3 separate regions of the Homo sapiens genome follow, and regions 2 and 3 are each linked to region 1. A link is a loop called in an ENCODE intact Hi-C map of the cell type or tissue named here. Cell type or tissue: PC-3. All regions are shown on one strand.

Region 1 (2,500 bases):
ATTCCCCAGTTCAGAGGTCAGGCAGGGGCAGGTCCCTGGAGACAAGCCCCAGGGAGTGAGCCTAATGAGAGTGGAGTGAGCGGCAGAGCGAGGTCAGCTGGGGGAGGCCAGTGGGGGCGCCCCTGCTTCCTGCCAAGCAAGGGGGTGGGAGGGAGGGAGGCCCTGCCATGGGGATCAAGGAAGCCCGGGTCACTTGCGAAATTAAGAGAATTGACCCAGAGAGGAGGGAAGGGGCGAAGGTCAGCCACCCTAACAAGGAGGGCTGCCTCCCGAGGAGGCTCCTGGGGCTCTGATTTCCCCTGAGTACCTGATTGTGTCTTTACACACTCACATCAACAGGGGCTGAGGACAACCCCAATTAGCCTGGAGACTCTCACGCTCCGGGGTTTTGCTCTGCACAGTTTCTTCCAGGATTGGAGACAGAAGCCCAGAGACAAGCTTGAAGCAGACACCACCTCCTCCCTGCAGGAGCACCCCTCTGGGCAGGAGGAAGGGAGAGCAGGGACCCACTGAGACCCCTCCTAGAGCTGCATTTTTAACCAAAGCTAAGAGTCCCTCCCCACCCCACAGAGCCTTTTTCTGGAGCTGCCAACCAAGCCAAATGGCACCTCCCCAGCTTTGGCCTCTCTCCTTCCAAAGGGCTGTGCAGGGGAGCAGAGAAAGGGCTGGGGTGGGTGGGAAGAGACAGGAGCACCAGTGGATGGGAGGTATCTGATCTAACCGCACTTTGCAACCAAGAACCCTGGACCAGTGGGAGAAAGTGGCTTATCTGTGGTCACCTGCACTGCCAGCCCAGCTCCTCGAAATGGAGGTGGGAAGAAGAGGGCAGAGGCATTGAGGGAAAGCAAGAGAAAAGACAGAGAAAGTAGAAGAGAGGGATGACGGGGGCCTCTGAATAGTCAAGGACTCCCAAGCTGACCTCCCACCTGCACCCACACCAGAGGACTGTGGGGGCCTCTGTACTGAGTCAAACTGGTCTGGTCATTCAGAATGCTAGCAGGGGACCCTCCAAAGGAAAGAATGACAGGAGCCCTCAGCTGGTACTACTGAGAGGGCTTGGAGACCGCTGTGGCGGGAGTAGCCAGACTTCAGATGAGGTACTGTCACGCCCTCTGCTGGCCACAGAGCGGCTGTGCACACAGGCAGTGAGCTTTTCTGGGCATCCTGCGCTGAGCGGCCCCCACACTCTGACCCCTGCACCCCTATGATGGGCCACAGACCTAAGGACCCCCACCAAGCAAAGAGGGGCTCTGCTCCGCTTTCAGCCTGCAAAGGCTGTTTGGTGGAAGCAGACGGAACATCAGTCCATCTGATACTTGGGTTGGCCAAGAGAAATAAGTACCTTGGCATAACAGACAACAGACTATCCAAAGCCCTAGGCTGCATGACCTTGGCAATCATACCTGTCCTCTGTGAGCCGCAGTTAGCTTACTTGTGAAGCAAGAATAACGTCCACTCCCACATTGGAAGGGATTGTTGGAGATGGAAGAGAGGAAGGTTGTAAAGCTTTTCAGTCCAGTGCAGACACATGGCAGCTGCAGTAAGTGGCTGTGCCCTTCTCTCTCAGTCCCACAAGAAGGAAGTTAGTGTCTAGAGCAAGCCTTGGGCTCTAGATTTTCAGCCATGGTAACTTCCTGAATTTAGCTCTGCCATCCCACCTATGGTTCAGGGGTCACTGGTGGGGTCATGCTGAGAGAGGGCTCTGGCATTGGGAACTAAAGATTCTAGGCCTTCTGTAGAATTTAGAGACTTGGCCCAAAGAGGATAAAAGTGAAGCCATCTCAGGCAGACATAAATTTGTGTGTGCCGATTACAAACGCTAAGTGGTCCCTGTCGCATTGAGGATGCAGCGCTGAGTTATAGGGGATAGCAAAAAGCTTCATAGAAGAGATAAAAGGGCCCCACTCCCATCAAACAGCCTCTGCAGGCTGAAAACAGGGCAGAGCCCCTCTCTACTCAGAGGCCCTCAGGTCTGTGGTCCATAGGGGTGCAGGAGTCAGTGTGCGAGGGCAGCTCAGCCCAGGGCACCAGACAAGAACTGGGTGCTCTATCAACCAAGACTCCAAATGATGAATAGGGTTTTAAGTTGAAATGGAAGAAAGACAGACCGTGGAAATGGGTAGTGTTTTCAGGGACACAGAAACTAGCAGGACACAGAAACTAGTGATATCATGACATGATATCAGGTGATGAGGCTAGGAAGGAAGCAGGGGTCAGAACGTCATGCTCAGGAACCTGGTCCTTTTCCTACTGTCAACAGCAGGCCAAGGATGTTTTAAGGCAGGGGTCTCGCTATCCAGCCTGTGTGTTAAGAAGCTTAACTGGACACTTGCATGGAAGACCCATCACGGAGGAAGAGGGTGGAAGTCCTCTAGCCTTGGTAAGGAGAAGGATGGACGAGGACCTCCTGTAAGATGGCAGGAAAGGGAGAGTGTGGACAGCTGAGAAGGAAGCCAGAGAACACCAGATCCCCTCTGCCTTTAAGCCTATGGGAACTGCA
Region 2 (2,500 bases), 75 kb before region 1:
TGGCGAAGCCAGTGAGTTCCTGCGTGTGAAGCCCCATTGAAAGTGCGAAGTGGATTGCTATTTGCTACACACGTGCCAGTTGTTATTTTTGCATTTACACAATAATGGACAAGACCTGACCCTGTCTCTAGAAACCCATCCCCTGATTGGGCCTCTGAACAGTGTCCACAGGAAATATTTCACCAGTTATATCCTGCAATCTGGATGTGTCAGCTATGGTATTTGGAGAATGCGATGGTCTTGGAAGCCTCCAGGGGAGAGGTGACCCATTCATTCATTCATTCGTTCGTTCGTTCGTTCAACAAATACTTGTGAAGCGCTTGCCATGTGCAGTGGCACCGAGCTCTAGTGATATGAGGACCAACCTGACAGAGGTCTTGACCTCTTCCTGCTTCCAGTGTAATGAGAGAAATCAACAAAATAAGCACATAAGGAAATTAACAAGAAAATATCCACTGATTGTTATGAAGAAAATAAATTAAGACAATTTTAAAGGATTCCCCCCACGGCCCACTTTACTGAGGTATAATTGACAATTAAAAACTGTATATATTTAAGGCTGACCATGTGATCCAGGGGATATTTTCGATAGGGCATTGTGGGGGGCAGTGTTATCTGTGAGAAGGTGACATCTGAATGACAAGGGGAGCCCACCACGCAGAGCTAACAGATGATCCTGAGCATGAGAAGTGCTGTGCCTGAACTTGTCACAGCATAAAGCACTAGAAGAGTGTCCATGAGATAAATTGATTAAAGAATTAAATCAGAGGTTGGGGAATGAGCATGCTGGTTAGCAGCAAAAGCCGGTGCAAAATCCCTGAGGTCGGAATGAGCTTGGTGTGTCTGAAGAAGAGAAAGGTCAGAGTGTGGCCAGGTGAAATGAGTGACAGGGAGAGAGCAGAGAGAGAGCTCAGGGAGGGCGCGGGCCAGTCCTGTGGCGCCTCGTGTGACTCTGGCCTGTGGTATTTGTACATTTCACCCTCAATGAGCCAGGAAGCCACAGGAAGGTTTTAGGAGGGGGAGCCACCGGCTCTGGGCTACATTTTCCAGTCCTCTTGGCACCGGCAGAGAATGGATTACAAAGGCAGAGTGGAGAGGAGCCAATAGGTGTCCTGGACAATTGCGGTGTCCAGGTGAGAGGCAGTGGTGACAGAGGAAATGGGGAGAGTGTGCAGATTTTGGGTATGTGCTAGAGGTGACGCTAGCAGGCCTTGCTGATGGGCTGGCTGTCGGGTGAGAGATGGAGAGAAACCAGGCAGAGCTGAAGGCTTCTTGACTTGAGCTGTTGACTGGGCTGGGCTGTGAAGCTGCTGGAGCTGCAGAATGCTTAGCCCAGGTGCTGGGGGTCAGGGGCAGGTTTCCTGGAGAGATGGGGACAGGGCTGGAGGGACAGACAGCGGCATCGAAGGAGCCCGGTGACTCGGTGACTCGGGGTCCTTTAAGTTGCGTGTCCCCCAGCGTGGAGTCCACTTGCTAGAGTGAGCAGTTTGTTGAATTGCTGGTTCCCCTTCCACTTCACCAGCTTAGGAGCAAGAGGGGCTGGATGGAGGAGGCAGAGCCTGTGGCCTGTCTGCCTGGCTGAGGGGGGCCCTCTGGAGTCAGATGTCCTGAGTTCCCCTCCCCACCTCAGCAGCTTCACAGTGCATTTCCTTGCTCACTAAATCCTGAAATACTGGGATGATGGGGCCCCCTTTGAAACTTGAGTGAGGTAAGTTTAGGACAAATTAAAGGAAGTCCTGCTTCTCACAGCAACTTAGGACCTCAGGGGACTCATTACCCTGAGAGGTGGTCCAGGCTGGGAATGTCATGGGATTCCTGAGGGATCTGGGTAAAAGAACAAAATGAGGGGCCCTCAAAGGCCCCTGAGAGGAAACCTGGGATCTGTGTGACCTTTAAGTTGACGTCAGGGAGGAAAACTGGTCTCTTGAGGCTTCTGCTGGCAACAGAGTCGGGAACCATCCTAATCCAACCCAGCGTTCCCCTGCCCCCTGGCTCTCAGAACCCCGGGCGCCAGAGCTGGAAGGGGCCCCAGGCTCTGCCCCATCTAGTCCTTTTCTGTCACTCAGGAGGACACTCCTCTGTCACCCCTCCGCCTGAAACCCTGCAGTGGCGCCAGTGCCTTCACGACCATGTCCAGCACACCCCATCGGGCCCCATCCCTCCCCACTGCCCCCCTGCCCCACTTCCCTGGACTCCCTGCAGCACAGCCAGCCTGGGGCTTAGGAGCAGGGCTCTCATCACCAGGCCTCTGCCCCTGCTCTTCCCTCTGCCAGGAACCCCCTCATCTCCACCTTTGCCTGTTAACTCTCCCTTACCCTTCCGATTTGGCCTTAGTTGTAAACTCCTAGATAGCCATCCCTGATTCCCACCCCTGCCCCCACCTCCCCAATTTCAGGTCACCTGCCACTGCCGAAAGCTTCCTTAGAGCCAGCCCAGCCTCCAAGCATAAACCTATCCCACTGCATCATCAGGGACTAGTTTCACATCTGTCTCCCCTCTG
Region 3 (2,500 bases), 53 kb before region 1:
CAGCTGTCGAGACACCATTTCCCTCTCTCCCTTTCATTCACCCAGAATTACAGCTGGGTGGGGGAGGGGCACGGGGGTGGCCTGGCGCCATCTTCTGTCGGGTTGTCGTTCCTCTTGCCAGGGGCTGGGCATCACCCTCCATCCCCCTGGGCAGAACCTGCAGCCAGGTCCCCCATGCCCTCCTTGCCTGTGGCCTTCTGCGGCCATTTTCCTGAGCCCCAGGCTGCTATCCCCCATTCCAAGGGATGTGGGACTCTGGCATCAAGGGAGCTGCAGGGATGGTAAGGGGATCTCCTGTCCCTCTGCCTGCTCAAACTGTCTCACCAGAGCCATCTCCACGAGGGCTCCAGGCCCCAGGCATATACCCTTACCCATTGCTAGCTAGGCTGGCGAACGGCTTCCCTGGAAACACAGGACTGCATCGGGAAGGAGAGGAGGCTGGAGGAACTTTAAGGTTTTGTTGGGAGGAGAAAGGGAGAATGGACGCAGAGGAGGTAACCAAGAAAGTCTGCTACTTAGGCACACCCTCCTGCGTCCACAGAGAGGAGTAACCCCGGCTGCTGGGCATCTGAGCCTCCCCCGTCCCACCAGCCCTCAGGCACTTGCCAAACAATGCAAGGAGCAAGGAAGTGAAGGGGGCACCTCCAGATTGAAAGCAGGGGTTAGCCAAGGGCAGAGTGTCAAGAAGCCCCTGGAGCCAGACCAAGTGCCCCGCCAGGCTGCCAGGTGTGAAGTCCACTTCCATGGAGTTTACAGGAAGGTGGCCACTCAGGTTGCTGTCAGGTGGCTCCAGGGGTGGCAGTGGCATAGCTAGTAGTATGGAGTCCTCTGGGGACCTCCTGGGGCCAGGGCATGAACTAAGCTGGAGGGGATCTTACTGGCTCCTGTCCCTTCCTTGCTCGTACATTCCAGTCTCTCTGCCAACCTTAACAGCTGAATGGGGATGGGATAGAGAGCTGCAATCAATGCTAGTCCCCATGCCTGGTATGAGATGTGTCTGGGGAGTCCAGGACACCCAGCCTCTCCACCTCCGTCTCTGCCACTCCCCAAGGCTAGACTCAGTCCTGCCTGATTAGTTAGAAAAGGGTCCTCCTGCTTCGTCTACTTGCTTCCCCTGAGTCTCACCTCCAGGTGGCTCTAGTTTCCAGGATGACTAATAGGTTCCATATCATGTGCCAATTTCTGCTGATTGATAGTGGCTGTGTTGCAAAGAATTGTGAAACCTTGTCTAGGCTCATTAAGGAGCTGTGATTGATTATCAGTGTCAGCCATGAGTGCAGGCACAGAGACTGTAGGTGTGTGTGATTTAAACTGCTGCCCACTTCTCCCAGGACCTGTTATACCCCATCAACCTGGGCTGGAAAGGTCTGGGGGTGTCTTGTGGCCGAGAGATGTCATCATAGGACAGATGTGAGCTGTGGCGTGCTGGCAAACGCTTAAGAAGTGGCTCTTGGGGTAAGGTGGGGCTGCTTTGTAGCTTTTGCCAATTTCTGTGGTGTGAATACTCCCACCATGGCCAATTTCCAGCTGCCAGTGTGAAGTCACTGGGCGCCAAGTTAGGAAGAGATGCCCACAGTTGGCTCTTGCAAGACTGCACAAGTTGGCTCTGAGTAGTCAGACATTTTTCCTAAGAAATGTAAAGCTTCTCAAAGCTTTGCTAATGGTGGGCTGTTCTGTGAATAGCACTAGACCAGGATTCAGGATCATTTACCAGCCATGAATAATAGGCAAGTTGCACCCTTCTCAGAGCCTCAGTTTTCTCATCTATAAAATGGGAGTTGGGTTGTGGTGAACTGTGATATAAGGAAGTGCTTTATCAGTCACAAAGCATGATTTGTCAACCATGCTCCCGGGACATCAAATAAATTCAGTTGGTCTACCCAGAAATCTGCCTCAGGCTTCCCTAGAAACTCAGGGTTTGGGCCATAGGGCTGTACGTGACAGGGCTTGAGTGTTCTCTTTGAAGTTAACCCCAGAAGACACAGGCTGCCTTAAAGCTCACCGGTGTCCCTTCACAGGCCAGTGAAGGGACTGCCTTAAAGCTCACCAGTGTCCCTTCACAAATTGCTTTTCATGGTTTTTAAAGTTACTCATGTTTCCCTTCTTCACTGCTCTTTGAGGCAGAGGCTGTTCCTTTTATTTCTCCATGTGCCTCCTTCAAGCTTCGGGGGCCCATGGTCCCGGGAGGCAGGCAGACCTGGGGCCAAGTACCAGCCCAGTGATGCATGTGTTCTGCAGCCTTGAACGCACCATAAACTCTCTGGGCCTCAGGTTTTTCATCTGTAGAGTGGGAACAATAACCAACAATACTTCACTGGGTCATTGGGCAGACCGAGTGAAATAAGGGTCTTAGCATAGCGTCAGGCACAGAGTACATACTCTGTAGATGAATAACAGACAAATTACTATTTGTCCGAATGAGGTCTTGGGTGGAGGTGGAACAGGCCAAACTGTAGAAGAATGGGATCCCAAGAGTTGGCAAACCACAGGTCGGTGAGGC

Evidence for each region. A loop is a pair of places that touch in the nucleus more often than their neighbours do. Peaks named below come from ENCODE experiments on the same cell type or tissue, not always from the same donor. Only the 100,000 strongest peaks of a DNase experiment are listed, where the experiment ranks them.
Region 2: a loop joins it to region 1, with 3 times the contacts of the local background. A loop is called at or near these places in 2 of 110 quality-filtered maps.
Region 3: it touches region 1 in a loop (11-fold over the local background); 12 of 110 quality-filtered maps call a loop at or near these places.

The regions. Positions count from the first base shown.
Region 1 is chr10:69,913,722-69,916,221 of GRCh38, forward strand. All of the region lies in intron 17 of COL13A1 (collagen type XIII alpha 1 chain), which reads left to right. Among named protein-coding and RNA genes, the nearest start is that of LINC02636, 94 kb to the right of the region's middle. RefSeq lists an enhancer at 989-1,038 and a silencer at 1,099-1,188. In PC-3, CTCF peaks have their summits at 1,118 (motif pointing left) and 1,381; a DNase peak (open chromatin) is centred at 1,100.
Region 2 is chr10:69,838,898-69,841,397 of GRCh38, forward strand. All of the region lies in intron 2 of COL13A1 (collagen type XIII alpha 1 chain), which reads left to right. Among named protein-coding and RNA genes, the nearest start is that of COL13A1, 38 kb to the left of the region's middle. In PC-3, no CTCF peak of the experiment used is centred here; DNase peaks (open chromatin) are centred at 214 and 974; H3K4me3 peaks cover 698 bases; H3K27ac peaks cover 773 bases.
Region 3 is chr10:69,860,525-69,863,024 of GRCh38, forward strand. The region is part of intron 2 of COL13A1 (collagen type XIII alpha 1 chain); the gene reads left to right. Among named protein-coding and RNA genes, the nearest start is that of COL13A1, 60 kb to the left of the region's middle. RefSeq lists an enhancer at 27-732. In PC-3, CTCF peaks have their summits at 63 (motif pointing left) and 1,125 (motif pointing right); a DNase peak (open chromatin) is centred at 1,137; H3K27ac peaks cover 2,272 bases.